Regions from separate parts of the Homo sapiens genome. Here region 1 is linked to region 2. A link is a loop called in an ENCODE intact Hi-C map of the cell type or tissue named here. Cell type or tissue: IMR-90. All regions are shown on one strand. Links, peaks and the distances in the headings refer to the core of each region. The heading gives the core; the rest is flanking DNA. Region 1 overlaps LOC105369421 (a long non-coding RNA gene). Region 2 overlaps ME3 (malic enzyme 3).

Region 1 (16,089 bases), core at 3,625-11,624, 250 kb after region 2:
AATAAAAGTCATACAATAGGGCTTTCTTATGTTTAATAGATGTTGTCTCAATAAATAATAAATATGATAATAATACCCGTGTATATAACATTATCTATTTATGATTAGAAGAGAAAGTTAATATTTAAGCTGTACTCATCTGACCTACACCTCTTATAAGCATTTTGCACCTTTTTTCTATTTCACTTAAGCTAAAGTGAGGAATTTGGCATTTGGAAATCTGAGCTCAAGTCTAGTATTAACATAAATAGGCTTGTGTTTATAACTGAATAAAATCTTAATATTTCTGAGCCTGTTTGTTGTTAAAATAGTAATAATGACTGTAAATGTTAACAGAGTATATCCCAGTAAACTTAAAGAAATAATGATAAAAGTAAAAATAGGAAAAAAAGCTCTTTGGCTTCCAAAAATTCTAAACCTGCAGATTCTTGCCCCATTTTACCATAAGATTATACCACTTTACATAGGCAAAACCAAATGTATATTCTATAAACAAAAGAATACCTTGACTATTTTTTAAAATGGAGACTACTGATAAATAAATTTTGAAAAATTGTAAAATAAGTGACTTTAGGCAATGTATGGTAAGTTGGTCAGCCAATTCACTTCACACAATATACAAAAATTAACTTAAAATAGTTCATAGACCTAAATCTAAAAGTAAAAGACATAAAAGTTCTAGAATAAAACATAAAAGAAAAATCTTGTGATCTTGAGGTTAAGCAAATATTTAAGATAAAAAGCATTAATCATAAAAGTTAAAAACTTGATAAGTTGGACTTTATCAAAATTCAAAACTTTTGCTCTTTAAAGGCATCATTAAGAAATGAAAAGTCACAGAATAGTAGAAAATATTCACACTACCAATACCTGACAACTGGTATATAAAATGTATTTTTAAAATCTCCCAAAGCTCAATAATAAGAAGATAATTCAATTTCTTTAATGGACAAAATATTTGAACATACATTTTACAAAAGCAGATGTATAAATGGTCAGTAAGGAGATGGAAAGGTTTGCAACATGGTTAGTCATTAGGAAAACACATATTAAAACTACAATGAGACAACACTACATTAGGATGGCTACAATTAAAAAGACTGATAATACCAAATGTTAGTGAAGATGTGGAACAATTGGAGCTTATACTCTCAAGGTGTGAATGTAAAGTAGTTCAAAAAACTGGCAGTTTCTTATAAAGTTAAACATACACCTACCATATGACCAGCCATCCTAGTTCTAAGCATTCAACCTATAGAAATAAAAAATATGTGTTCACACAAAGTGTTAAATGCAAATATTCATAGCAGCCTTATTCACAGTAGCCAAAAATGTAAAACAGCCCATGTGTCCATCAAATGGAAAATGGATAAACAAGTCGTAGTATATCTATACAAAGTAACACTACTTAGTAATAAAAAGGAGTGAACTACTGACATAGGTAATAACATGGATGAACCTCAGAATCATCATGCTGGCTGATAAAAACAAGACACAAAGAATACATACTGTGTGGTTTCATTTATATAAATTGTAGAAAATGCAAACTAATTTATAGTGAGTCCAGCAAATCAGTGATTGGCTGGGGCCAGGATCAGAAGGAGAAATGAACTGCAAAGGGGGCATGGGAAATATTTTGGGGTGTAATGGATATATTCTGTATCTTGAATGTGGTAGTGATTTCACAGGAGTCTACAGCTGTCAAAATTCATCAAAGTGTGCACTCTAAATGGGTGCAGCTTATTGTATGTATCCTGATGAGGATTTTTTTTTTAAGAAGAAACCCAGAATTCTAGGAAAGCAAACTTAAAAGCTTAATAAATGCAAACTTAAATAAAATTTAGTTAATTCATAAGTTGACTAAAAAGTAAAGAACTTACTTGAGGATTTTAACAGTAGACAGAAAACAACATATGTCAAGAAGAATGAACTTAATGAAATTATCCAAATTGAACCTCAAAAAGGAAGAAGGTAAAAAGAACCTCACACAGTAAGAAATGTGAAATATATGAAGTTCCAGGAAGAGAAGACAGAATAAGAAGTAATCATTTGAGAAAAATGGCTGATAATTTTCCAAATTGATGAAAAGTATTAACAAAATCTTCAAGAAGCTTAGCAAGTCCCAAATAGGATAAATACAATGGAAATGACACATAGGTACATAAAAGTCAATTTATTGACTTTTATTAACCTTATTTATTAAATAGGGCATTGAATCTATAAATTATCTTGGGCAGTATGGCCATTTTCATGATATTGATTCTTCATACCCATGAGCATGGAATGTTCTTCCATTTGCTTGTGTCCTCTTTTATTTCGTTGAGCAGTGGTTTGTAGTTCTCCTTGAAGAGGTCCTTCACATCTCTTGTAAGTTGGATTCCTAGGTATTTTATTCTCTTTGAAGCAATTGTGAATGGGAGTTCACTCATAATTTGGCTCTCTGTTTGTCTGTTATTGATGTATAGGAATGCTTGTGATTTTTGCACATTTTCTATCCTGAGATTTTGCTGAAGTTGCTTATCAGCTTAAGGAAATTTTGGGCTGAGACGATGGGGTTTTCTAAATATGCAGTGTCAACTGCAAACAGGGACAATTTGACTTCATCTTTTCCTAATTGAATACCCTTTATTTCTTTGTCCTGCCTGATTGCCCTGGCCAGAATTTCCAACACTATGCTGAGTAGGAGTGGTGAGAGAGGGCATCCCTGTCTTGTGCCAGTTTTCAAAGGGAATGCTTCCAGTTTTTGCCCATTCAGTATGATATTGGCTGTGGGTTTGTCATAAATAGCTCTTACTATTTTGAGATAACGTCCCATCAATATCAAGTTTATTGGAGTTTTTAACATGAAGGGTTGTTGAATTTTGTCAAAGGCCTTTTCTGCATCTATTGAGATAATCATGTGGTTTTTGTCTTTGGTTCTGTTTATATGATGGATTACGTTTATTGATTTGTGTATGTTGAACCAGCCTTGCAACCCAGGGATGAAGCCAACTTGATCATGGTGGATAAGCTTTTTGATGTGCTGCTGGATTCGGTTTGCCAGTATTTTAATGAGGATTTTTGCATTGATGTTCCTCAGGGATACTGGTCTAAAATTCTCTTTTTTGTTGTGTCTCTGCCTGGCTTTGGTATCAGGATGATGCTGGCCTCATAAAATGAGTTAGGGAGGATTCCCTCTTTTTCTATTGCTTGGAATAGTTTCAGAAGGAATGGTACCAGCTCCTCTTTGTACCTCTAGTAGAATTCGGCTATTAATCCATCTGGTCCCGGACTTTTTTTGGTTGGTAAGCTATTAATTATTGCCTCAATTTCAGAGCCTGTTATTGGTCTTTTCAGGGGTTCAACTTCTTCCTGGTTTAGTCTTGGGAGGGTGTATGTGGAAAATGACTAAGTTTGTGCTGACATAAACAAAGCAAATTACTTCCATATGTTTGTTTAAAAAAAATAACTTTCCTGCAAAGAAATGCCAGGTTTATATGGCTTTAATGCTAAATTCTTACAAATAATTCAAGAACAAATAATACTGGATTTACACAAACTATTCCAGACAATTAAAAAAGAAGAGACATGTCTGAACTCACTTTTTAAGACTGGCAAAACATTGATACCAAAATATGACAGTACAAGTAAGGAAATTTATAGTCTAGAATCTCTCTTGAACATAGATATAAAAATCGTAACAAAATATCGATAAATTGGCAGGGTGTAGTGGCTTATGCTTGTAATCCCAGCACTTTGGGAAGTCAAAAGTGAGAGGATTACTTGAGCCCATGAGTTTGAGACCAGCCTGGGCAACATAGTGAGATCCTGTCTCTAAAAAATGTGTTTACATTGGTGGCATGCATCTGTAGGCCCAGCTACTCAGGAGGCTGATGTGGGAGGATCAGTTGAGCCCAGGAGTATGAGGTTACAGTGAGCTATGATCACACCACTGCACTCCAGCCTGGGTGACAGAGCAAGACCCTGTCTCAAAACAAAACAAAACAAAACAAAAATCAATAAATGGGATCCAGGAATATAAAAAAATAATAACATACCATAACAAAGAAGGATGTACTCCAGGAATAAAAGGTTGATTTAACATTTAAAAATTCTGTCATTATAATTCACCACATTAACAGAATAATATGGGAAGAAGGGGCAGAATAAAATCATCTTAATAGGTGAAGAAAATATATTTGATAAAACTGAACATGCATTGATGATTTTAGAAAAAAATCCTCAACAAAGGAGAAATTGAATAAAACATCCTTAATCTCAAAGGGTTATCTAGTAATAAAACCCCGTAGCTGTGTCATTATCAATGGTTAACATTTTCTCCCCAGAGTCAAGAATAAGATGGGGATCTTTACTACCACAGCTGTTATTCATCATTATGCTGTAGGCCCAAGAGAGTTCTACAAGACAAGAAAGAGAAATAGAAGGTATAAAGATCAAAAACAAAAAGTAAAACTGTCTTCATTTATGTATTACATGATTGTGAAGACAGAAAATCTGAAACTATACAAACTATTAGAATTAATTTAGCAAGCTCTCTGGATACGAAGTCAGCACATGAAAACCAAGTATATTTCTATATACTATCAAGAAATGATCAGAAAATGAAATATTCTAAAATGTAATTTATAGTAACATTAAAAAATCAAATATTTAGGAACAAATTTAAGAAGAGTTCCACAAGGCTAATAGTGAAAACTACAAAATATTCCTGAGAGAAATTAAAAGTGACCTAAATAAATGAAGAGCTATATCATGTGCATGAATCAAAAGACTCAAAATTGATAAGATGTCAATTTCCCCCAATTTGATAAGTAGATTCAATGCAAACCCAACCTATAAAAACCCACATAAAATATTTGGTCGACATCAACAGGATAAATCTTAAATTATATGGAAATGCAAAGAACCTAAAATAGCCAAGAATAATCTTTCAGAAGAATAAAGTTGAAAACTTTACTATCAGATTTCGAGACTAACTATAAAGCGGCAGTAATTAAGACAAGGTGGTATTGGTGCAAGGAGAGGCAAATAGGCCAATGTAACAAAACAGAGTCCAGAAATACCCTCTACATATACATCATTTAGTTTATAACAAAGGTGTTACTACAATTCAATGGGGAAATGATAGTGTTTTTATTAAATGGTACTTCAACAACTGTATATCCATATGGGAAAGAAAATAAACTCTAACTCACAACAAATCCAAAACTTAATTCAAGGTGGATCATATTCTCTAATGTGAAATCTGAAACAGAAAGCTTTAGAAGAAAACAGAATAACTTCATAACTTTGGGGTAGACAATGATTTCTTAAACATGACAGAAAAAGCTCTAACCTTAAGAGACAAAATTGATAAATTTGACTTCATTAAAATTGAGAACCTCTATTATCAAAATACATTAGCAGGAAATTGAATAGGCAATTACAAAGTAGGAGAATATATTTGCAATACTTATATCTGTTAAAGGATTATATACATAAATAACTCTACGGATCAATAAGAAAGCTTTTTAAATGGGCAAAACACTTGAACAGGCACTCTTCAGAAAAGAAAGATAAACAAACATCTACCTTATGATGCAGCAATTCTGTTCCTAATTATATACCCCCTAAAATAACATATGAAGTACATATGTCTGTAAAAACTTTTACAACAATATTTAAAGCAGCTTTATACTTAATAACCAAAACTTGGCAACAGCCTAAACATCCACTAGCAGGTGAATGTATAAACAAATTGTTATTTATTCATACAATGGAATATAACACAACAATAAAAAAATAAACTACCACTGATATACAGAACATAGATAAATCTCCAAAATATTATGGTGAGCAAAAGAAGAGAGACATAAGAGTACAAACTGTATGACTGCATTTATGTGAAGCTTAAGACCCAGAAACTAACCTATTTGATAGAAGTCAGAATATTTATCTCTGCAAAGTAGAGTATTGACTGGGAGTTACTACAAGAGAGCTTCCTTGGAGGCTAAAAAATGTTCTGTATCTTGATATGATTGGTGGTTACAAAAGTGTATGCATTTGTAAAAATACATACATACTTAAGATTTATTTATTTTACTGTGTGTAAATTAAACTCGAATTTTAAGAGTATAGAGTGGCAGTTTACATACTCTCTCTCTCTCTCTCTCTCTCTCTCTCTCTCTATATATATATATATATATATATTTTTTTTTTTTTTTTTTTTTTTTTTTTTTTTTCTAGACAGAGTCTCGCTCTGTCACCCAGGCTGGAGTACAGTGGCACGATCTCGGCTCACTGCAAGCTACGCCTCCCGGGTTCACACCATTCTCCTGCCTCAGCCTCCCAAGTAGCTGGGACCACAGGCGCCCGCTACCACGCCCGGCTAAGTTTTTGTATTTTTTTTAGTAGAGATGGGGTTTCACCGAGTTAGCGAGCATGGTCTCACTCTCCTGACCTTGTGATCCGCCCGCCTCGGCTTCCCAGAGTGCTGGGATTACAGGCGTGAGCCACCGCGTCTGGCGCAGTTTACATACTATTTGGCACATTCCATGCACAGGCTTTGTGCAGCATGCTCTTTGGTATCAGGATATTCAAAATGTAAACCTTCTTAATCCCATCTAGGGACAAAATATAGCATAGTGGCTAAGAGTTTGGGTCTAAGAGTCAATTATTCTTAACAAAAATTTGTTGAGCTCCTTATTATGTGCCAGGCTCTGGTCTGGGTAGTGTGGTAATAAGCAGCAAACACAACCAAGAGCTTGTCCTAACAGAGATCATAGTCTAGGAGGAGATACAGACAATACAAATATAAATAATATAATAATGTTACAAAGAAAAATAAGGCAGGACAATTGGATGCACAGTGAGGTGTCTATTTCAGATGGATTAATGTAGCTTCTCTAAGATTACATTTGAGCAGAGACCTGAATGACGTGAAGAAGCCAGCCATGAGAATCTTTAGTGGAAAACTAAACCCTAGGCCTTTAATTTTGCTATTCTGGAAACCCTGAGCAGGCTATTCGATTTCTCTGTGTCTCTGTTTCACCATCCATAAAATGTTTATTATTTCCAGATGGTATTAAGGATTAAGTGAGATATATGTAAAGTGCCAACACAGTATCTGACATATCATAAGGATACAATATATAATTATTGTGTAAATCATGGAATAAAATGCAAACAGAATGCATCAGTGTTATAGGGTAGGAGCTTTTGCTTATTCTTTTTTTTTGGTTTTTTTTTTTTTTTTTTTTTTGAGATGGAGTCTCACCGTGTTGCCCAGGCTGGAGTGCAGTGGCACAAACTTGGCTCCCTGCAACCTTCATCTCCTGGGTTCAAGCCATTCCCCTGCCTCAGCCTCCCGAGTAGCTGAGATTACAGGCACCTGCCATCACAGCCTGCTAATTTTTGTATTTTTAGTAGAGACTGGGTTTCACCATGTTGGCCAGGTTGGTCTCAGACTCCTGACCTCACATGATCCACCCGCCTCGGCCTCCCAAAGCGCTGAGATTACAGGCATGAGCCCCCGTGCCTGGACACTTTTGCTTATTCTTCTGTATAAATAGTGTAAGTGTTCCATAAGCATCTGAGGTTCAGTGTATTTAATGTAATACCAGTTTTGCAATGCATCAGTTTCAATACACCTCTAGCACAGAAAAGGACAAGAAAATGGGGAAGCTAAAGAGCAAGGACTGGCTAAGGAAAACTGAGTATTCTGAGGGATAGAATCATAGTTGTTACCCTAAACAGATGGCCCGCTTTTCCAAGGTCAGGTCATATGATGCAGAATTGAGACAATCCCAATAATAAGCTAAACAATTGAATAACCATAGTTAAATCCAAATCTGTTTGTACATTTTTCACACCTTTGTTCATTCTATTTCCTCCACCTGAAATACTGTCCATTCCCAGCCTACAACCTGTGATTCCTAGAAGGCAATGTGCTTTCTTAAGCCTCTCTACTTCTGGTGGTTCTTTCTTAAATTGGAATTCCCCTCCCAATCTCTATCCTGTCCTTGGGTGCAAGCCTCAACTGTGGTTAAGGACGCCCTCCCCTGCCTATCTGTATAGCTAGGTTAGGCGTCCCTCATCTGGGCTTGCATTTCCCCAATATTTCTTGAATCACTGTTAAGTAAAAGAGCTTCCTAAATATGCAAGTGTTTGGGAATGTCCTCAGGATCCTTGTCCTCCATTCTATACATAAAGCACCATCTGGTGGTGAAAGAAGATGACTATACTTCTAGGTCACCAAGATGTGTTTTCTGTTTTCTGAGCTTTCAGAGAGCTTTTAAAATCATGTTAGAGGAAAAAAGCCACACTGACTTGCATAGAGATGTACCTATTGCCAAAGAACAGTTTTTCTTGAGTGAATGTTTTCTGCTTTCTTGCTCACTTCCATTTTCTACCACCCTTCTCCCTGTTTCCTTCCATCCTTATTTCTCAATTTCTTTCTCCTACATTTCAACTGGCCCACTGAAAACACAGTTCTGGCCAGGCACAGTGGCTCACGCCTGTAATCCCAGCACTTCGGGAGGCTGAGGCAGGTGGATAACTTGAAGTCAGGAGTTTGAGTCCAGCCTGGCCAGCATGGTGAAACCCTGTCTCTACTAAAACTACAAAAATTAGCCTGGCGTGGTGGCGTGTGCCTGTAGTCCCAGCTACTTGGGAGGCTAAGGCAGGAGAATGGCTTGAACCCAGGAGGCGGAGGTTGTGGTGAGCCGAGATCGTGCCATTGCACTCCAGCCTGGGTGACAGAGCTAGATTCCACCTCAAAAGAAAAAAACAGTTCTGGTTGGCATTTGTTTTGTTTTGGCTGCCCTAAGAGCCTCCACATTTCCTTTTGGAATTCACAGATCTACATTGTGTGTAATCTTAGTGGGGCTGCCATTCCTGGTGACTACATTCCATTACCAAAGCCGAAGGAAACAGATCCTTGCCCTCCTTGACTCTGCAGGACCAGGGGCCAGGTATGTGACCCAATATCAGTCATCAGATGCTCTTTCTGGGGCTCAGACTGTTGAGCTGTTGACAGGCAGACAGCAGGAAAATGTGGAAGTTATTTCCACAGGGATGGTATGCACTTTTCACTATCTTGCTTTAAGAAAATTGCCTGGGTTCCTAATGGCCAATCCCCCAGATCCCTCTTGATTCCTGCCCATTTCCAGGTCTGATTGTCCTAGCTCCCATCACTCTGAGCATCCCAACAGTCTTCCAATAATTTCCTTCTGCTTCAGTTAGTCCAAATCAATATCTGTGGCCTTGTCTGCTTACAAGTTTATAAAACCACTAAATATCCAACTAGTGTGGTGGCATAAAAGGAGACTATCCACCCCTCCACCCCATTATCAGAGAATAAACTTGAGGATTAAAGAGAAACATTTAAATCCTAGCTTTAGTTAACCAGGTTGCTTAAGTAGAGCCATGTGCCGTTAATGTGAGGGTCCTTTGAAATGGAAACCAGAAAAAGGAAAGGACAAATGTCAATAGGAAGATTAGATGTTTCTAATGTAGATTAGATTGCAGAGTGATGGAACGAAAATTAATCCTCAATTAATCCTCATAATGGCACATTGATTTGTGGTACTTTAGGGGGAAACCAGCTGCAGCTGGAAAGCACTCAGTGGACTCCCCCTGTTCTTCAGTCTTTACAGAATCTCTCTCCCTGAAGAGACAAATGGAGACAAAAAAGCAGAAAGAATACATGTGTACATCCAGTGGCTATATTAAGCAAGAAAATCTATGAAATGCAAAAGAAACTAGGGGCTGAAACTTTATTCGGAGGGCTAAAGGGTGGTTTGTGTAAAAGAAACGGAGAATTGCTCCTGAGATAGCCTGTCATCTGATGGCTTATGAGGTGAGGTTCTGCCTTCCTCTTGCTTAGAGGTGGGGAGAGACTAGACCAAAAGCTGAATGCCTGATCTCTGCCTATGGACTCCAAGTGACTCAGGAATGTTCACTTGACTCTTTAGTAAAGAACAGCTTGAAGCTCTATAAAGGTCTAGTTTGTACACAGAGAAAACAACCTATTTGGATCAGGGAAGCAGAACCCCACTCCATATGGCTGCTGACTGGCCTCCCCCTCACTGTGGCTCACTATAGAGGAGAAGTGTCAGTAGCTGGAGAGATTGTAAGGCTGATTCCCTTTCTGACTCCCTGGGATATCCCTTTCTCAGAAATACAGAGAAACTGTCAACGAAAGAGTTGACACTAGAAAATAAGTAGGGCATACCCAAGGGCATACTCAGTCACTGTGTCAGAGGCGTTTGAACCAGAGTGACTCCATTTTGAGTGAGGGCTAGGAAAATAAGACTGGGACTTGCTGGGCTGCATTCTCAGAAAATGAGGCATTCCTAGCCTCTAAATGTTTACGGTTAAGGGAACAAATTAATAATGTTTCCTAAACAGACCCAGACTTGGGAGTGTCCAGATATCCTGATATCTGGAGAAGAAAGGCATTCCTGATTTTGCTTTAAAGATAATAGTATCAATTCTTGCAAAATATAGTAATTAAGAAAATTAATCCTTTATCACAAACCCTTGTAGCAGAGCACATCTCCCCGTATATACAAGCATTGTACCTAGGGTGGACGCATTCCTCTTCTGACTTTCAGGAACGTCCTACTCTTATCAATGGAGTAGCTGTTCTTTCACCACTTTATTTTCTTAATAAACTTGCTTTTACTTTGCACTGTGGACTCGCCCTGAATTCTTTCTTGCATGATATCCAAGAACCCTCTCTTGGGGTCTGGATTGGGACCCCTCTCCTGTAACAACTGGTCCTCACTTCAATGCTTTATTGGACTGCTTTTGTTATTTGAGGCTTGAGGGTGTTAGCAAAAAAAAAGTCCAACTCTGTGAAATATTTGACGTGGTTTATTCTAAGCCAAATATGAGTGTCATGGCCTGTGACACAGCCTCAGGAGGTCCTGAGAACATGTGCCCAAGGTGGTTGGATTATAGCTTGGTTTTATACATTTTAGAGAGACAGAAGTTATAGGCAAAGACATAAATCAATACATGTAAGGTATAAAAGGCAGGATATCTTGAAGCAGAGAGTGGGGGATGTGGGTGGAGGAGTTCTTCCAGGTCATAGATGCATTCAAAGATTTTCTGATTGACGATTAAAAGGATTAAGCTTTGCTTGAGAAATGGAAGTCGACATAAAGAAATGCTTAAGATAAGGGGGGTTGTGGAAGCCAAGGTTCTTTTTATTTTATTTATTTATTTATTTATTTATTTTGAGACAAAGTCTCTCTCTGTTGCCCAAGCTGGCATGCAGTGGTGCAATCTCGGCTCACTGTAACCTCCGCCTCCCAGGTTCAAGCGATTCTCCTGCCTCAGCCTCCCAAGTAGCTGGAACTACAGGCACACACCACCATGCCTGGCTAATTTTTGTATTTTTTAGTAGAGACAGGGTTTCACTATGTTGGCCAGGCTGGTCTTGAGCTCCTGACCTCGTGATCAACCTGCTTTGGCCTCCCAAAGTGCTGGGATTACAAGCACGAGCTACCTCACCACCTGGAAGCCAAGGTTCTTGTTATGTAGATGAAGCCTGTAAGTAACAGGCTTCTGGGAGAATAGATAATAAATGTCTGTCAGACCTTAAAAGGTATTAAATCTCTCCTGGATTAGGAAAAGACTTGTAAAGAGAAGGGGATTCTCTAAAGAATGCAAATTTCCCCCACAGGAGACAGCTTTGCAGGGCCATTCCAAAATACGTCAAAGAAATATATTTTGGGATAAAATACTTTGATTTCCTTTAGGGCCGCTGTCATGTGATGTTATACCAGAGTCAGGCTGGAGTTGGGTATCTTATTACTAACAACAGTCTGTTTTATCAATCTTATGATTTCTGTTTTAATGTTAATGCTGGTCAGTTGTGCCTTAACTCCAAAGGGAGGAGGGCATAACAAAGCATGTCTGGCCTCAACCTCCACTTCCCATCATGGCCTTAACAAGTTTTTTATTTGGGATCCCCTTGGCCAAAAGGAGTCCATTCAGTAAGCTGAGTGGCTTAGAATTTTATTTTTGGTTTACAAGGGTATTATTACAGGAAAGGGGTCTGGATCCAGACCCCAAGAGAGGGTTCTTGGATCTCCCACAAGAAAGAATTCAAGGCGAGCCCATAAAGTGAAAGCAAGTTTATGAGGAAAGTAAAGGAATAAAAGAATCTCTGCTCCACAGACAGAGCAGCCCTGAGGGCTGCTGGTTGCCCATTTTTATGGTTATTTCTTGATGATATGCTAAACAAGGGGTGGATTATCCATGCCTCCCATTTTTAGACCATATATGGTAACTTCCTGATGTTGCCATGGCATGACATTGTCATGGTACTGGTGGGATTGCAGCAGTGAGGACAACCAGAGGTGACTCTCATTGCCATCTTGGTTTTGGTGGGTTTTAGCAAGCTTCTTTAGTGCAACCTATTTTATCAGCAAGGTCTTTATGACCTGTATCTTGTGCTGACCTCCTATCTCATCCTGGGACTAAGAATGCCTTAACCATCTGGGAATGCAGCCCCACTTTGCCTAGTTCCTATTTAAGATGGAGTTGCTGTGGTTCACATGCCTCTGACAGCATCAAACATTTGTTGGGACTGAACCTCAGTGCTCAATTAGGTATTTGATGAAGTTCTTGAAAAGAGGAGATTAAAGAAAAAACCTACAGAACTAAAACTGGTAATGGATTCTCTGGGTCAGGCTCTAACAAAATAATCAGTTGTGGCCAGGCACAGTGGCTCATGCCTGTAATCCCAGCACTTTGGGAGGCTGAGGCAAGTGGATCACTTAAGGTCAGGAGTTTGAGACCAGCCTGGCCAACATGTTGAAACCCTGTCTCTACTAATACAACAAAAATTAGTTGGGCGTGGTAGCACACACCTGTAATCCCAGCTACTTGGGAGGCTGAGGCAGGAGAATCCCTTGAACCTGGGAGGCGGAAGTTGCAGTGAGCTGAGATTGCATGACTGCACTCCAGCCTGGACAACAGAGCAAGACCCCATCTCAAAAACAAACAAATAATCAGTTGTGACAAAATAGTCAGTTGTCATTTGGGCTTGTCATTATTGAGAATAATCATTATCACATAAGCAAACCATTTTGTTACAGTGACGAATCCATACAGGTCTGCAGCAACCTCAGCTCTTGCCTCCTCAGAAGAAAGAATTTGACTGAGGGGCATGAAGTAGAAGGAGAAACCAAGGCAAGTTTTAGAGCAGGAGTGGAAGCTTATTACAAAGCTTTAGAGCAAGAACAAAAGAAAGGAAAGTACACTTGGCAGAGGGCCAAATGGGCAACTTGAAGGAAGGACCTTTTGACTTGGGGTTTTATATGCTGGCATACGTTCAGGGTCTTGCATCCCCTCTCCCCTGATTCTTCCCTTGGGGTGGGTTGCCTGCATACACAGTGGCCTGCCAGCACTTGGGAGGTGAGAATGCGCAGTGTGCATATTGGAGCTGTATGCATGCTCACCTGAGGCTTTCTTCCCTTTACTGATGGAATGCCCCCAGAAGGTCATATACCAGTTAAACCCTGCCATTTCACCTCTCAGTGCACATACTTGAGCCCGTTTGCCCAACTCCTGAGATCCTACTGGGAAGCTACTGATCACCATTTTCAGTTTTTTTCTATCTATAGGGAGACTGACTTTCCCTGGTGCTGGCTGTGACCAATTATTATTTCAGAGAGACAGTTAATAACCCCTTGACCATCAGCTCGTGGTTGCCTGACATGCTTGGTCAGGCGACGCCCTCTCCTGACCTGCTCATGCCTGACTAGCCACCTACTGTAACAATGTGACTGAGAAACTCACAAAAGCACAGGCATAAAACAGTAATTAATGGCAGTTAAAAATTATAAAATGCTATTTTACTTTTAAATGTACACATAATTGTACTTCACAATTCAAATGCTAAAAAGGTTTTTGAATTTTTGTGAAATAAATGTAAAAGCCAATAAAAATAATCAAAGGCCTTCCAAGTTCTCTAGGAAAAACATCAATTAAAAAATAGCATAATTACTTCGTAAAGTGATTTTAATTTTATTTGTGTATCTTATGTGTTGTACATGTGTCAGAAATTCCTTCCTTTTTAAGACTGAATGATAATTTCATTGTATGTATATACTACATTTTGTTTATTCATTCATCTGTCAATGGATGCAAAGCTACTTTTACATGACTGAAAAAACCTGATAAAAGCCCAATGGTCCAGTTGTTTCACCACGAAGGTCCTTCTTTCCTTTTCTTTTTTTTTTAACAGACTATTTTTAAGAGCAGTTTTAGGTTCACAGCAAAACTGAGCAGAAAGAAGGTGGGGATGGTTAACGAGTACAAAAAACAGGTAAAGAATGAATAAGATCTGTATTTGATAGCAAAACAGGGTAACTACAGTCAACAATTTATTGTATATTTTAAAATATCTGAAAGAGTGAAATTGGAATGTTCCTAACACAAAGAAATGACAAATGCTTGAGGAGATGGTAAAAAAATTTTGGAGGCTTAATATAAAATGGTAGTTCAGGGTTGCTTTTTAGACAGGTTTTTGCTCTGGCACTCAGGCTGGAGCACAGTGTTGCGAATATGGCTCACTGCAGCCTCAACCTCCTGGGCTCAGGCAATCCTCCTATCTCAGCCTCCCAGGTAGCTAGGACCAGAGGCACATGCCATCATGCCTGGCTAATTATTTTATTTTTTGTAGAGACAGGGTCTCACCACGTTGGTCTCGAACTCCTGGGCTCAAATGATCCTCTTGCCTCTGCCTCCCGAAGTGTTGGGATTATAGGTATGAGCCACTGTGACCAGCCAGGCTTGCATTTTTATTTTTGACCATAAATATTCTTTCATTTAAAAATAATTTTTCAGGCTGGGCGCAGTGGCTCATGCTTGTAATCCCAGCACTTTGGGAGGCCAAGGCGGGCGGATCATGAGGTCAGGAGATCGAGACTATCCTGGCTAATGCGGTGAAACCCCGTCTCTACTAAAAATACAAAAAAATTAGCCGGGCGTGGTGGCGGGCGCCTGTAGTCCCAGCTACTGGGGAAGCTGAGGCAGGAGAATGGCGTGAACCCGGGAGGTGGAGCTTGCAGTGAGCCGAGATCATGCCACTGCACTCCAGCCTGGGCGACAGAGCGAGACTCTGTCTCTAAATAAATAAATAGTAATTTTTCACTTTTAAAGTAAAATTTATCTACTCATAATTTGACTACTTTTAGGTCCTAGTTTTTCATAGAATGAGTTAGGAAGGAAGGACTCCCTCTCCTAACTTCTGAAAGATATTGTAGAGAATTGGAAAAATTTCTTCCTTAAATGTTTGGTGGAATTCAGCAGCAAACCTATCTTGGCCTAATGCTTTCTGTTTGGGAAGATTAGCTATTGATGCCATTTCTTTAGTAGATATAGTCCTATTCAGATTGTCTATTCTTCCTTTTCAATTTCTCCCTAGTGACCCTCAGCTTTTGAAGGATTTTCGTCTCCACTGTCTTTTTCATTTTTTCCCAAACTCCAAGTACCCAAGCCACAAGAAAATAAAATTCCAAAGAAGATGAGGCCGAGGCAGGGGGATCAGGAGTTCGAGACCAGCCTGGCCAACATGGTGAAACCCCGTTTCTACTAAAAATACAAAAATTAGCTGGGCGTGGTGACTCATGCCTATAATCTCAGCTACTCAGGAGGCTGAGGCATGAGAATTGCTTGAACCCAGGAGGTGGAGGTCGCAGTGAGCCAAGATCGCGCCACTGCACTCCAGCCTGGGCAACAGAGTGAGACTCCATCTCAAAAAATAAAATAAAATTCCAAACAAGAAACAAATGCTTTGTTATACTATGCAACCCTATTGTTTATGCAGTTCTCTTTAGGCTTTTAGAAATATAATACATACCTAGTGTACAAATAGTTATCAGACATTTTATCATTCAAAAGCAGCCCCAAAGGAATATGACAATTTTAATTGATCTTTGATGCTGGTATGTGGTGGGTTACTTGGCCAGTGAGTGACCCTGGCTGATATCAAATATGATATACTTCAACAATTTGATTTCCAATACTTATTGAGCACTAAGAATGTATCAGGCATTATTCTAAAAGTTTTAGGTAAGTTTATTCCTTATA
Region 2 (16,089 bases), core at 3,037-11,036:
TTTACCAAAATGGGTCATAATGCAGACAATATTTACTGGAAAAGCAGGATATAACATTGCTTTTTGTTTATAGTCACAACTAACAATATATGTACTGTCTTAAAGTGACAAGAACATATACCAAAATGTCAATAGTGGTTGTGCTTTGGTGGTGAGACTATAAGTTTTACTTCCTTCTGCTTATCCATGCATTCTATGCAATTAGGATGTTTATGAGTTTTTTTAATTGTTATTGGTGGTTTTTAATCTTTTCAAAGAAGTATGCTCTGAAATCACTACAAGAATATTTTGTGACTTTAAGAAGTTGTTATGCAAGAAAATCCTTGAGAGCAAGAGCCATGACTTAGGTTTCACTCTGTCCCCCAGCCCCAACCCCTAAGCCATAGCACCCTCAAGGTCAGAGTGCTGAGATTCTGAGTATGGGAAGTTGAGAAGAGGAAGGAGGTGCTTCACTGCTACTTACCTCACACCACCACCAACACCCCCATGTGTATGGGGTAAATAGTAATGAAGTACTTCCTCAATAGCTTTCTGAAAGCAAGGTGCAGACTCAGACAGAGGTGAACTCTTATTAGCTCTGTGATCTTGATAAGTCATCCCACCTTGAGGCCTGTATTTCTACCTTGATCAAGATGCAGTATAAAGATGTGGTTAAGTGGAGTGTTACTACCTGATGTTGAGTCTTGGACAGGTAACTTAATTCTCTGTTTCTCCATTTCTTCATCCATAAAATGGGAATAATACTAGAATGTACTTTATGAGAATTGGGGGAGGACAAAATAAGTTAATGTATGTAAAGTGCCATTCATGATTGAATAGTTAATCCTTACTTACCAGAAGTTTCAGAATCCTGTACTAGATGATTTCTTGGGTAACCTCCAACTCAAAAATTCCATAATTCCAATTATCCAGAGGCTACAGCTTCTCAAATTGTGGCCTTGAAAAAATATGTGTAGGGTCCGGATGTGGCTAGAAGCTCACTAAGATTTGTACCGATGGAAGAATAGTTCATAAATTCCTGTTTTGATTTCTGAAAGTAAAAAAAAATGTCCAAAAGGACCTCAAGCCAAAGGCTATAGCTCTTGGTTTTTCATACTCCGTGATATTTTTTAAAAAAACGATTTGGTTCCGCCAGAATGTGTGTATTCTTATGGCCAAAAACCCTAAAAGTCGTCTCATGGCCACATCTGACATGGTTTAGTATTTAGTACATTTTATCAAAAAGCTCATTAATGTATTGGAAGTGGTAAGTGGTATGGAGCTGGGAGTACCAAGCTCTTAATATGCAATACAATGTGAAAAATAATACCAGTATCAGAGAAGTGGCTGGACCTCTTTATAGGCTAGAGAGATATAGAGAAGATATTGAAAAGCTTAATTTCCACAACACTTAACTCAGGGAAGTGTTTGGCAAATCAAGTGAATATTTGAGGTTTGAGGACTTAGCTTTGAGAGACTATGAAAAAAAATCCATAGGCACCTGGTTGGTGCCTGTTGCTAAAAAGCTGAGAAGACAAGGAATTGAGGTCGAAGATAAGGCACCACCCTGGGAATTTGGAGACCTGGGTCCCTCAGAGAAGGTTATGCCTGCTTTGAGAAGGGGTTGGTGTCTGTTTGATCCATTGAGAGCCCAGACAGAAAGGAAAACAGGTCCTCAGTCTGCTCAGATGGAGCAAAGAGGGGTTCTGGACTCACAGCAAAGGCAAAATCCATCCTGTGTATTTTGGGTTTAAGTTAACTCCAAATCAGATCAATTCAAGAGTGGACGTTTTAACTGGCTGAAATGAGTTTATAATTTCTACATAAGTGGTGAAAATACAATCTTAAAGTGCTTTGCAGTCTCCAGTGTTGTAATAGTCTTTGGAATCAGCCAGACATGAGTTTGAATGCCAGCTCCACAGTCTGTTAGCTGAGGCAATAAGTGACTGGGGCAAATCATTTAAGCTCTGTCTTCTCCAGTTCTTTCTTAGAGGTCCTGGGAAGATGATGTGAGATTCTGATTCAAAGTGCTGAGCAAATGTCTGTTTTGGTACCAGTACCATGCTGTTTTGGTTGCTGTAGCCTTGTAGTATAGTTTAAAGTCAGGTAGGGTGATGTCACCAGCTTTGTTCTTTTTGCTTAGGATTGTCTTGACTATACAGGCTCTCTGTTGGTTCCATATGAAATTTAAAGTAGATTTTTTTCTAATTCTAGGAAGAATATCAATGGTAGTTTGATGGGTATAGCATTGAATCCATGAATTACTTTAGGCAGTATGACCATTTTCACGATATTGATTCTTCCTACCCATGAGGATGGAACGTTTGTCCATTTGTTTGTATCCTCTCTTATTTCCTTGAGCAGTGGTTTGTAGTTCTCCTTGAAAAGGTCCTTCACATCCCTTGTTAGCTGTATTCCTAGGTATTTTATTCTCTTTGTAGCAATGGTGACTGGGAGTTCATTCATGATTTGGCTCTCTGCTGTCTATTGTTGGTGTAAAGAAATGGTTGTGATTTTTGCACATTGATTTTGTATCCTGAGACTTTGCTGAAGTTGCTTATAAGTTTAAGGAGTTTTGGGGCGGAGATGATGGGGTTTTCTAAATATAAAATCATGTCATCTGCAGATAGAGACAATTTGACTTCCTCTCTTCTTATTTGAATATGCTTTATTTCTTTCTCTTGCCTGATGCCCTGGTCGGAACTTCCAATACTATGTTGAAAAGTAGTGGTGAGAGAGGGCATCCTTGTCTTGTACCAGTTTTCAAAGGGAATGCTTCCAACTTTTGCCCATTCAGTATGATATTGGCTGTGGGTTTGTCATAAATAGCTCTTATTATTTTGAGATATGTTCCATCAATACCTAGTTTATTGAGAGTTTTTAACATAAAGGGACACATAGATCAATGGAACAGAACAGAGACTTCAGAAATAACACCACACATCTACAACCATCTGATCTTCGACAAACCTGAAAAAATAAGCAATGGGGAAAGGGTCTCCTATTTAGTAAACGGTGCTGGGAAAACTGGCTAGCCATATGCAGAAAACTGAAACTGGACCCCTTCCTTTCACCTTACAAAAATTAACTCAAGATGGAGTAAAGACTTAAATGTAAAACCCAAAACCATAAAAACCCTAGAAGAAAATCTAGACAATACCATTCAGGACATAAGCATGGGCAAAGACTTCATGACTAAAACACCAAAAGCAATTGCAACATAAGCTAAAATTGACAAATGGGATCTAATTAAACTAAAGAGCTTCTGCACAGCAAAAGAAACTAGCATCAGAGTGAACAGGCAATCTACAGAATGGGAGAAGATTTTTGCAATCTATCCATCTGACAAAGGTCTAATATCCAGAATTTACAAGGAATTTAAACAAATTTACAAGAAAAAAACAACCACATCAAAAAGTGGGCAAAGGATATGAACAGACACTTCTCAAAAGAAGACATTTACATGGCCAACAATCATATGAAAAAAAGCTAAACATCACTGATCATCAGAGAAATGTAAATCAAAACCACAATGAGATACCATCTCGCACCAGTCAGAATGGCAATTATTAAAAAGTCTGGAAACAATAGATGGTTGTGAGGCTGTGGAGAAATAGGAAGACTTTTACACTGTTGGTGGGGATGTAAATTAGTTCAACCATTGTGGAAGACAGTATGGCGGTTCCTCAAGGATCTAGAACCAGAAATACCATTTGACCCAGCAATCCCATTACTGGATATATACCCAAAGGAATATAAATCATTCTCCTATAAAGACACATGCACACATATGTTTATTACAGCACTATTTACAATAGCAAAGACATAGAACCAACCCAAATGGTCATCAATGATAGACTGGATAAAGAAAATGTGGTACATACACACTATGGAATACTATGTGGCTATAAAAAGGAATGAGATCATGTCCTTTGCAGGGACGTGGATGAAGCTGGAAGCTATCATCCTCAGCAAACTAACACAGGAACAGAAAACCAAACACCACATGTTCTCACTCATAAGTGGGAGTTGAAAAATTAGAACACATGGATACAGAGAGGAAAAACACACACCAGGTCCTGTTGGGGGTTGGGGGGCAAGGGAAGGTAACTTAGAGGATGGGTCAATAGGTGCAGCAAACCACCATGGCACATGTCTACCTATGTAACAAACCTGCATGTTCTGCACATGTATCTCATTCTTTTTAGAAGAAATAAAAATTAAAAATAAAAAAAGAGTAAACCAAAGTGCTGAGCATAGAACTAGGCACATAATGCATATCCAATAAATGGTTGATATTGGTGTATTGTCTTTGTTCCTCTCAGCAACTTTTTCAGATGGTAGCTATTAATACCCCCATTTTACAGATGAGAAAACTGAGGTTTAGAGTGGCTGAGTAGATTGCCTAAGATCAAACATCTAGACCCATAGTAAGAGCCAACAATCAAGGCCCTGTTTTCAGACTTAACTTCTAGAGTCTTCCCATTGCATGATAAGGAAAAGCCCTCCTTTGAATACAGCACTAATCAGATATTCATTTTTCTTCCCCCCCCCCCCACTTTATTGAGTTATATTTGACAAATAGAAATTGTATATATTTAAGATGTACAATGTGATGATTTGATATATATAATATATATACATACATTGTGAGATGATGACCACAATCACGCGAATTAACATATCTATCACCTCACATAGTTACCCACCTTTTTTTGTGTTGAGAACACTTAAGATCTACTCTCTTAGAAAATTTCAAGTATACAATTCTTATTAACTATAGTCACCATACTGTACATTAGATCTTCAGAACTTACTCACCTTTTTTTCTCTTTTTGTTTACAAGTGTCTGCTGTAAGGAGAGGCTTTATTCATAATTAAAAATTTATACCCTTTGACCAACATCTCCCCATTTCCCCACACCCCGGGCCCTGGCAACCACAATTCTATTTTCTGTTATGAGTTCAACTTGTTTATATTCCTCAAGTAACTGAGATCATGCAGCATTTGTCTTTCTATGTCTGGTTTATTTCACTTAACTTAATGTCCTCCAGGTTCATCCATGTTTTGGCAAATGGCAAGATTTCTCTCACTCTTTAGGGCTAAATAATATTCACATATATATGAGGTTGAGACCCAAATTCAGAACGCTGTCTAGGAAGTCAGGTTGGCTTGAAGTGATATCTGGAGTTTGAGACTGTCCAGACCCCAGTGCTACAGCTGCCTGACAACTGGATTGTCTGCCATCGTCCACTGTGCCTGGCTTTTCTGGCCAACAGTTGGTGCTGTTTTGTTCAGCAAAACACTTATCACCTATTTGTTGTCAGCCAGTCACTGACTGGGTCTTGAGTTGCAACAAGTCCTCATTGTTTCTCCCAAAGCTCAAAAGCAAATACTCTGTCAGTTATTGTTCATGCTTGTGAGCACAGACCCTGCCCCCCCGCCACCCCCTATTGCAGCAATCTGCCTTTGAGTAGAAGACAAGAGCCACCCCCCAACCCCACAGCCCAAAAGAGAACTACAGGGTGCCAATAGATTCATGCATGCACAGCCACCCTGAGCAGCAAGGGATGTGAGTCGCTCAGGCTGGGCTTCCCAGGGGCCTTGGAATGGAAAGTGGAATCTCCTGCTGCTGCACCTTCTACCTTTGTGCACGGCATCACTCCCATGGCATATGCACTGATTTCCACATTTGCTAAATTTTTAGCACTATCCTCCCCATAATATCTAGGCTCAACTTAAATGCCCCTTTCTCCATGAAATATCAGGAGTAATGGTTCTTTCCTTTGAGGTCTCAAGGTATTTAGTTTCTGCTTGCAGATCACTTTATTATAAAGTATTTCAGACACAGGAAAAAATATAACGATAATATGAAAAATATCCATATACCAATCATCTAGTTTTTTAAATGAAACATTATAAATACATCTGCTGCCCCCTCTATTCATCTCTCTGGTCATGTTCCTTTCATCACCCCTAATGTAATCACTGTCATAAATTTGGTGTTTAATGATTCCCTTGCATGTTTTTACACTTCTACTACACATGGAGGCATTCTTAAAGTATAGCCTTTTGGCATATGTTTAAACATGTTAGACATTATATGAAATGTATGTAGCCTTCCTCAACTTCCTGACTTCTAGGATGGGTCTGATGATAGTTTATACCCTTGAAGGGTTGTGAGGACTAAATGGGTTAACAAATGCAGAGCGCATAAAGAAATGCCTGGTGCATAATGTGTTGAGTAAGTGTTAGCTATTATTATCATTATATTTATATATAATTTTGCTTACTGTGTTTCTAGAGTTATCCATTTTATACATTTGGTTTTAGACCATTTATTTAGCATTCCATCACATCAGTAAACTGAAACTTACTTCTCCATGCCTATGTCGAAGAACATTTAAGTTGTTCCCAATTTTTTGCTATTACAATTTTGTAATCAATATTCTTGTACATGTCTTTGTAAACATGGGCAAGTTTTCTGGCTTAAGAGTGCAGCATTGCTGATATATATTCTTCAGTATGTTTTAACTCACTTCTGACTAGTATACTAGGGTTTGGTTAGGGGTGTGTGTGTGTGCATGCATACATATATGCACACTTATGATTCATAGCAGATTGTAAGCTCCTTGAAGACAGGCCTAATTCAATCATTCACTGATTCATTTAGCAAATATTCATTTGGCACCCAGTATAGGCAGTGTACAGGTCTAGGTGACAGGATGCAAAGATTAAATGGCACAGGCTATCTCCCAGAGCTTTTTCTGCTCTGGAAGACATACTCAGGACACATGTAGTCAGAATCATGGTCATTTCAGAGGGTAAGGGACTTGGTTTTCACTGAATATTCATGATGGACCAGGCACTGTATATACACTGTCAATCAACCACACATTAATGGCACCACTTACTACTTGGGTACCTGGGACTACTCATTAATCTTGCTGAGTCCTGCACCTCTGATGAGAAAGCACTATTTTATTGTGTTTAAGAGAATAAACCTGAGTTCAAATCCAGGCATCACTACATGTCAGCTGCATGACCTTGTATGAAGGATTTAACTTCTCTAAGTTCTTGCTTCCTGGTCTGTAAAATGGTGCTAACTATAGAATCTATCTAAAAGGGATTTATGAAGATTACATGAGAAAAATGCCAGTAAAGTGTTTACACAGTGCCTGACACATAAGAGCTCAATCATTGGTGGCTATAATCACGATCATGTCAATTGTTATCCATTATCCAAAAAAATACGTGCCTTTTTAGAAGTAAGTATATCTGGGAAGTCATTATGGAATTTTTACTTTCTTCATTGCACCAAGACTTACCAGTGAATTATCTTATATACCAGTTAATTATCTGATATACCAGTTACTACCTCTTCTATATGAATGCATATTCACAATGTATTTCATCTCAGCCTTACTGTATTTAGAGAATAGTAAAGTTTTACTTTATTTTTAATTTTTTCAACCAACAGATTTTGCTCTAATTAACAGAAAGAACCGATAACTCCTTGTATTCATCTTGACTGCCCTCTGGACATGGGCAGGTTTCCAAGCCCACAAGTTCTGCCAGCAGCTGCACACTTTAACCTCTAGAGGGAGCTGAGAGGGAATTTGAGTCCATTGCTCTGACTGAGCAAAACGGCATTTAAATTACACCTGAAAACATCACTATCCACTATTGAGAGTGCATCCTCAGAGAAAAATCCTGGGATCATTTCCCCGAATCGATTCAACATTGCCCAGATTGCTTCCATCTCATGCATACTTTGTTTTAGTAGAAATGGGCTTCATTACAGAGTGGTCTCCAGCTCCCCATAGTGGCCCCTCCTAGTAATTTTTTCTAAATTAAGCAAGCGTGCGTGGACTCAAGAGGTACACGGCAGTATTTCTTGGCTGCTTCTTTCTCCCTCTGCAAGAAACAGGAATAACATTTCATAAATAATGAGCTGCAGCTGAACTTTAATCTGCTAGATCCATTTAAAAATGTTTGGAACCTTCCCTGTCTCTCTAAGAATTACCTTCTGGATTTTTCTGGCTTTGTTTTTTGGTTTCTTTTGCATTGTAACCTTATATTAAGGAGTATGCTGCTTATGTTTAAATTAATCAATTCTGAAATAAAATGTATTTACTTTCTCCCCAAACAGTAGCCTGGTGCCAAGCATGTGGGAAATACCTCATAGGTACTTCTGGCACCCAGGGGAGACATGGCATGATCTGTGTCCCAACATGCCAGAAAGAATGATTCCAGGGCCCCATTCTGTTTCTGAAGGTCAAAAGGCAGATAAGTGCCCCCCCAATATCTGAAGGTCTATCATGTCGAACGGGGAGTAGGCGTATTCTGCATGGCTCCAGAGTCCGACCAAGGACGTATAAGAGAGTTCACTGCGAGATCAACTTTTGCTCAATGTAAAATATGTGTATATAATATATATATATATATATTTCTTTTAAAAAAAACACCGACTTCCCTATCTCTAGATGTGATCTATTGGAAGCTGAAAAAAAACAACAAAAACCATCTATCAAAGAGATTGCAGAAGGGAGTGGGAAGTACCTTCCCTCTTAAGTCCCCTCCCACTCTAAGATTCTGCAAGACTTTACAGGAAGGACTTACTCTCCTAGTTTGCCTTTTTTCTGATGATATTCACCAGGCTCTATTTGGATATTTTCCCCTGAAGTTTAAAAAAAAAAAAAAAAAAAAACTATGCCTCTCAACTCATTGTATGTATATGGGGCTATGAATCAGAGAGGAAGAAATGACCACCAATGAGTATGGTGGGAAAAGGGAGGGAGAAAGGGGTTAGGGAAAATTTTGCATGCCTGAGAACATTGAAGGATGAGAGGAGTTAAAGTTCAGCCCCGCCAGTATGTCTGAAATATCCCAGTTACAGCCAGGATATCCCAAATAAGAAGTAGCACCATCACATTTGCAAGTTAGAAAGATCACTCAGAGGAGAGAACAGATTGGTAGATTTCTTCATGGCTGTGAATGTGTTAAGTTGATGGAATTGTTTCAGGAAGCAGTGCTGCACTTAGTCATAAACTCAGCTATGAAAATAAGCCTGTACCTCTATCCAGATCAACAACAGTGACAACAACAACAATAACAAAACCCACAATGTGTCAATGAAAATCAGGCTGTTGGTTTACAAGAAATGTAACTCTATCTCCTCCTGTTGGTGCTTGTTGTTGGTTTTCAGGAAAAGCCTAGTTTGGCATTGAATCCTGAATGAATTTGCTGAAAACAGCAACCTCACATATTTACATTTGTTTCTCCTGGTGACACATGGATTAGAAAAAGAAGTAGGAATGATTAAAACAGGAAGGGTAAGCATTAGTTAACCCACAGCCAGATTTTCAAGACAAATAACATCTAAATCAATACCAATCAACCAACCAAAGACACCACATCCCTCCACTGAAATTCCTCCACTTTTCTGTACTGGGAGAGTTATAAGCACCATGGACTATTGGTCACTTCCCAGTATGCAATGAAGGATTTTCCCATTATGCCCATGTAAGAACATGAGTCCTGATCAGCATCTGGTGAACATCACTCACTGGGGTTGTCAGAAATATTTTGGAAGACTGTCAAGCTCATGGGGCCAAGGGGGATACCTGGTGGAATGTGAGAGCACTAAAAGGGCCCTGAAAACAGCTTCGCTGCAGGCAGACCACTAATTGATTCTTTAGGGTCAGGGCCAGTGTTCTGAGTGGCACTTGTGTGTGTGGCTCTAAGTGGCCAGAGACGCACCCATCTCTCTGCTGTCCACAACAGACTACCCTGATGAGGCACGTCCCTGAGATATTTCCCCAACTGCAGCTCAGCACAGTATGGCAAAGGCCCAGGAGGGAAATAGTGTACATGGAGCCAGGTATGTGACCATCACAGGTGACCTCTCCGAGCCTCAGTATTCTCATTTATAAAATTAATCCTCATCCAACTTACAAAATTGCTGTCACAATCCCATTATATAGTAGAGATCAATGGATAAATTGACCATTGCTATGTAAGGGTCACATGATATTGTTGTTATTCTCAAGTAAGCTGTGGTAGCTTTGGGGAGGGAGGAGGGGTGGAGTCTTCTCTCTGCAACACAGGGTGAACTCCCAGATACTTCACTAGAAGGGATGCACACAGCCTCCAGAAGCTTTTAGAAAATGGCTGTAGTGGAGAAATAGTCAGATTTTTCTGGGCACTTGTGGGAGGCCCATGGGACTTGGGGTGAGGTTGGGGGTAGGCAAACTTAGAGAACAGAAAATAATTGAAAGAGTGTCCTGGAGGCAGGGGTTTAAAGTGGAAAAAAAACTGGTGTTTGGAATGAGGCTGTCTGGGTTTGAGCTCTAACCCTCCCCCTCTGACTGTATGACTCAGGGAAGTTAGTTGTCCATTCCATCTGTAAAATGGGTGTGATTTTTAAAAAATCTATTTTAAAGGGTTGTTACAAAGATTTTAAATAACGTTAAACAGAGCCTAAAATAAAAAACTTCAATGATTAATGACTATTTTAAGGATCATTGACTTCGATGTAATTCAACAAAAAATACTTGTTCATACAGAAAATGCCAGGTCATAGATTGTCATGGCTAGAAGGCACTCTGAATACATGAGATAGCTAATGTCCAAACAGACTGGCCTTATGCTAAATTAAGCAGTTTTTGGTGGCAAAGCTGAGCCCCCAGCAAAAGTCTTCTAAAACCAGAATAATTTTTTCAATATGACACCTCTAAAATGCTTTTCAGGACCAATACCTGGTCACAGGTTCTTAAGTCAAAGTCCCCATGACTCAGAAGCACATCCAGCCTTCTAATTGTGAACAGCATGTGCAGATGCCCTGAGGAGGAACCGGTGGCATAGGTTGGAAATCATATTGGCACAGTAGGCCTGGGGTCTTGACTATCAGCAAATGAATGGATAAATAATTTGCAGTATGTATATACAATAGAATATTAATCAGGCATAAAAAGCAATGAAGTACTGATACATGATACAACATGGATGAACCTCAAAAACATTGTGTTAAGTGAAAGAAGCTGTACATAAAAATTCACATACGTTATGATTCCGTTTGTATGAAATATCCAGAATAGTGAAATCTATAGAGACAGAAAGACTGGTGATTGCTCAGAGCTTAGGGAATAGGAGAAATGGGGAGCAACTGCTTAATGAGTGGTGCATTTCTTTTTAGGGTAATAAAAATATTTTGGAACTAGATAGAGGTGGTGATTGAAACCATTGTGAATGCACTAAATGTTATTAAATCATTCACTTTAAAATGGTTAATTTTAAATTAAAACATATAAGATACAATGGATTAATTCAACTTAACTTACTGTAACTAATAATTTTCTTAACTGTCTATTAAGACGTAATTTCTAACCTAGAAGTTTGTCTACTCAAACTACTGTGTCAGCTGCCTCCCAAATTACTCACACTTTCTATACCTCAGTTCCCTGATCTATAAAATGAAAATAATAATATCTGCCTCATTAATTTGTTGAGAAGACTAAATTGAGTTATAGATATAAACCTATGTAAAGCTATTTACATTTATATCATTTTATATGCTTATTTATGTTTACTGTATTTCATTTATAAATTCTCTACCTTTATCCAGTTTTCAGTTGTTTCTCAACAGAACAAGCAGTTATAACATGTAGGGAGCAATGGTTATATGGATGGAGGGAATCTTTTTGTTCTTTTTTTTCTTGTAAGAGACAACCCTATGTAGTGTAAACCAAAAATAAAATTTGAAGCCCTCCACCTCACCCCACAACCATCTGAATGGACTCCCTCCTTAACCAGGGCATTCTAAAATTTAACCTGAAAGACTGGTTCATGACCCGACAGGAAATGGGGGCTGGACATGCCCCATTTTGCCCCTCCAGCTTTAACACCAACACAGACCTTAAACCTAATAAGAAACATTTACAGCCTGTTCTCTCTGAAGTCTGGAGGCTTCATCTGCATGATGAAACTTTGGTCTCTACAACTTCTTATCACAACCCAGACACTCCTATCTATTGACAACTTTTTTTTTTTAACTTTTTTTTTTATTATTATACTTTAAGTTTTAGGGTACATGTGCACAATGTGCCAGTTACTTACATATGTATACATGTGCCACGTTGGTGTGCTGCACCCATTAACTCATCATTTAGCATTAGGCATATCTCCTAATGCTATCCCTCCCCCCTCCCCCCACCCCACAACAGTCCCCAGAGTGTGATTTTCCCCTTCCTGTGTCCATGTGTTCTCATTGTTCAATTCCCATCTATGAGTGAGAACATGCGGTGCTTGGTTTTTTGTCCTTGTGATAGTTTACTGAGAATGATGATTTCCAGTTTCATCCATGCCCCTACAAAGGACATGAACACATCATTTTTTATGGCTGCATAGTATTCCATGGTGTATATGTGCCACATTTTCTTAATCTAGTCTATCATTGTTGGACATTTGGGTTGGTTCCAAGTCTTTGCTATTGTGAATAGTGCCGCAATAAACATATGTATGCATGTGTCTTTATAGCAGCATGATTTATAGTCCTTTGGGTATATACCCAGTAATGGGATGGCTGGGTCAAATGGTATTTCTAGTTCTAGATCCCTGAGGAATCGCCACACTGTCTTCCACAGGGGTTGAACTAGTTTACAGTCCCACCGTGTAAAAGTGTTCCTATTTCTCCACATCCTCTCCAGCACTTGTTGTTTCCTGACTTTTTAATGATTGCCATTCTAACTGGTGTGAGATGGTATCTCATTGTGGTTTTGATTTGCATTTCTCTGATGGCTAGTGATGATGAGCATTTTTTCATGTGTCTTTTGGCTGCATAAATGTCTTCTTTTGAGAAGTGTCTGTTCATATCCTTTGCCCACTTTTTGATGGGGTTGTTTGTTTTTTTCTTGTAAATTTGTTTGAGTTCATTGTAGATTCTGGATATTAGCCCTTTGTCAGATGAGTAGGTTGCGAAAATTTTCTCCCATTTTGTAGGCTGCCTGTTCACTCTGATGGTAGTTTCTTTTGCTGTGCTGAAGCTCTTTAGTTTAATTAGATACCACTTGTCAATTTTAGCTTTTGTTGCCATTGCTTTTGGTGTTTTAGACATGAAGTCCTTGCCCATGCCTATGTCCTGAAGTAATGCCTAGGTTTTCTTCTAGGGTTTTTATGGTTTTAGGTCTAACGTTTAAGTCTTTAATCCACCTTGAATTAATTTTTGTATAAGGTGTAAGGAAAGGATCCAGTTTCAGCTTTCTACATATGGCTAGCCAGTTTTCCCAGCACCATTTATTAAATAGGGAATCCTTTCCCCATTGCTTGTTTTTCTCAGGTTTGTCAAAGATCAGATAGTTGTAGATATGTGGCGTTATTTCTGAGTGCTCTGTTCTGTTCCATTGGTCTATATCTCTGTTTTGGTTCCCATGCTGTTTTGGTTACTGTAGCCTTGCAGTATAGTTTGAAGTCAGGTAGTGTGATGCCTCCAGCTTTGTTCTTTTGGCTTAGGATTGACTTACTGATGCGGGCTCTTTTTTGGTTCCATATGAACTTTAAAGTAGTTTTTTCCAATTCTCTGAAGAAAGTCATTGGTAGCTTGATGGGGATGGCATTGAATCTATAAATTACCTTGGGCAGTATGGCCATTTTCACGATATTGATTCTTCCTACCCATGAGCATAGAATGTTCTTCCATTTGTTTGTATCCTCTTTTATTTCATTGAGCAGTGGTTTGTAGTTCTCCTTGAAGAGGTCCTTCTTGTCCCTTGTAAGTTGGATTCATAAGTATTTTATTCTCTTTGAAGCAACTGTGAATGGGAGTTGACTCACGATTTGGCTCTCTGTTTGTCTGTTATTGGTGTATAAGAATGCTTGTGATTTTTGTACATTGATTTTGTATCCTGAGACTTTGCAGAAGTTGCCTATCAGCTTAAGGAGATTTTGGGCTGAGACAATGGGGTTTTCTAGATATACAATCATGTCATCTGCAAACAGGGACAATTTGACTTCCTCTTTTCCTAACCGAATACCCTTTATTTCCTTCTCCTGCCTAATTGCCCTGGCCAGAACTTCCAACACTATGTTGAATAGGAGTGGTGAGAGAGGGCATCCCTGTCTTGTGCCAGTTTTCAAAGGGAATGCTTCCAGTTTTTGCCCATTCAGTATGATATTGGCTGTGGGTTTGTCATAGATAGCTCTTATTATTTTGAGATACGTCCCATCAATACCTAATTTATTGAGAGTTTTTAGCATGAAGCGTTGTTGAATTTTGTCAAAGGCCTTTTCTGCATCTATTGAGATAATCATGTGGTTTTTGTCTTTGGTTCTGTTTATATGCTGGATTACATTTATTTATTGGTGTATATTGAACCAGCCTTGCATCCCAGGGATGAAGCCCACTTGATCATGGTGGATAAGCTTTTTGATGTGCTGCTGGATTCACTTTGCCAGTATTTTATTGAGGATTTTTGCATCAATGTTCATCAAGGATATCGGTCTAAAATTCTCTTTTTTGGTTGTGTCTCTGCCCGGCTTTGGTATCAGGATGATGCTGGCCTCATAAAATGAGTTAGGGAGGATTCTCTCTTTTTCTATTGATTGGAATAGTTTCAGAAGGAATGGTACCAGTTCCTCCTTGTACCTCTGGTAGAATTCGGCTGTGAATCCATCTGGTCCTGGACTCTTTTTGGTTGGTGAGCTAGTGATTATTGCCACAATTTCAGAGCCTGTTATTGGTCTATTCAGAGATTCAACTTCTTCCTGGTTTAGTCTTGGGAGGGTGTATGTGTCCAGGAATTTATCCATTTCTTCTACCTTTTCTAGTTTATTTGCGTAGAGGTGTTTGTAGTATCCTCTGATGGTAGTTTGTATTTCTGTGGGATTGGTGGTGATATCCCCTTTATCATTTTTTATTGCATCTATTTGATTCTTCTCTCTTTTTTTCTTTATTAGTCTTGCTAGCAGTCTATCAATTTTGTTGATCCTTTCAAAAAACCAGCTCCTGGATTCATTAATTTTTTGAAGGGTTTTTTGTGTCTCTATTTCCTTCAGTTCTGCTCTGATTTTAGTTATTTCTTGCCTTCTGCTAGCTTTTGAATGTGTTTGCTCTTCCTTTTCTAGTTCTTTTCATTGTGATGTTAGGGTGTCAATTTTGGATCTTTCCTGCTTTCTCTTGTGGGCATTTAGTGCTATAAATTTCCCTCTACACACTGCTTTGAATGTGTCCCAGAGATTCTGGTATGTTGTGTCTTTGTTCTCATTGGTTTCAAAGAACATCTTTATTTCTGCCTTCATTTCGTTGTGTACCCAGTAGTCATTCAGGAGCAGGTTGTTCAGTTTCCATGTAGTTGAGTGGTTTTGAGTGAGTTTCTTAATCCTGAGTTCTAGTTTGATTGCACTGTGGTCTGAGAGACAGTTTGTTATAATTTCTGATCTTTTACATTTGCTGAGGAGAGCTTTACTTCCAACTATGTGGTCAATTTTGGAATAGGTGTGGTGTAGTGCTGAAAAAAATGTATATTCTGTTGATTTGGGGTGGAGAGTTCTGTAGATGTCTATTAGGTCCGCTTGGTGCAGAGCTGAGTTCAATTCCTGGGTATCCTTGTTAACTTTCTGTCTCGTTCATCTGTCTAATGTTGACAGTGGGGTGTTAAAGTCTCCCATTATTATTGTGTGGGAGTCTAAGTCTCTTTGTAGGTCACTCAGGACTTGCTTTATGAATCTGGGTGCTCCTGTATTGGGTGCATATATATTTAGGATATTTAGCTCTTCTTGTTGAATTGATCCCTTCACCATTATGTAATGGCCTTCTTTGTCTCTTTTGATCTTTGTTGGTTTAGAGTCTGTTTTATCAGAGACTAGGATTGCAACCCCTGCCTTTTTTGTTTTCCATTTGCTTGATAGATCTTCCTCCATCCTTTTATTTTGAGCCTATGTGTGTCTCTGCACGTGAGATGGGTTTCCTGAATACAGCACACTGATGGGTCTTGACTCTTTATCCAATTTGCCAGTCTGTGTCTTTTAATTGGAGCATTTAGTCCATTTACATTTAAAGCTAATATTGTTATGTGTGAATTTGATCCTGTCATTATGATGTTAGCTGGTTATTTA

The links. Peaks named below come from ENCODE experiments on the same cell type or tissue, not always from the same donor. Only the 100,000 strongest peaks of a DNase experiment are listed, where the experiment ranks them.
Region 1: a loop joins it to region 2, with 4 times the contacts of the local background. A loop is called at or near these places in 4 of 110 quality-filtered maps.

Annotation. Positions count from the first base shown.
Region 1 is chr11:86,353,076-86,369,164 of GRCh38, reverse strand. It overlaps LOC105369421 (a long non-coding RNA gene), which reads left to right. Exons shown (of 5, transcript XR_007062826.1): 3 at 8,838-8,951. Among named protein-coding and RNA genes, the nearest start is that of CCDC81, 14 kb to the left of the region's middle. RefSeq lists an enhancer at 11,982-12,516. In IMR-90, for the core only: a CTCF peak has its summit at 8,190 (motif pointing left); a DNase peak (open chromatin) is centred at 8,184.
Region 2 is chr11:86,600,053-86,616,141 of GRCh38, reverse strand. All of the region lies in intron 2 of ME3 (malic enzyme 3), which reads left to right. Among named protein-coding and RNA genes, the nearest start is that of ME3, 65 kb to the left of the region's middle. In IMR-90, for the core only: a CTCF peak has its summit at 7,578 (motif pointing right); DNase peaks (open chromatin) are centred at 7,561 and 8,751.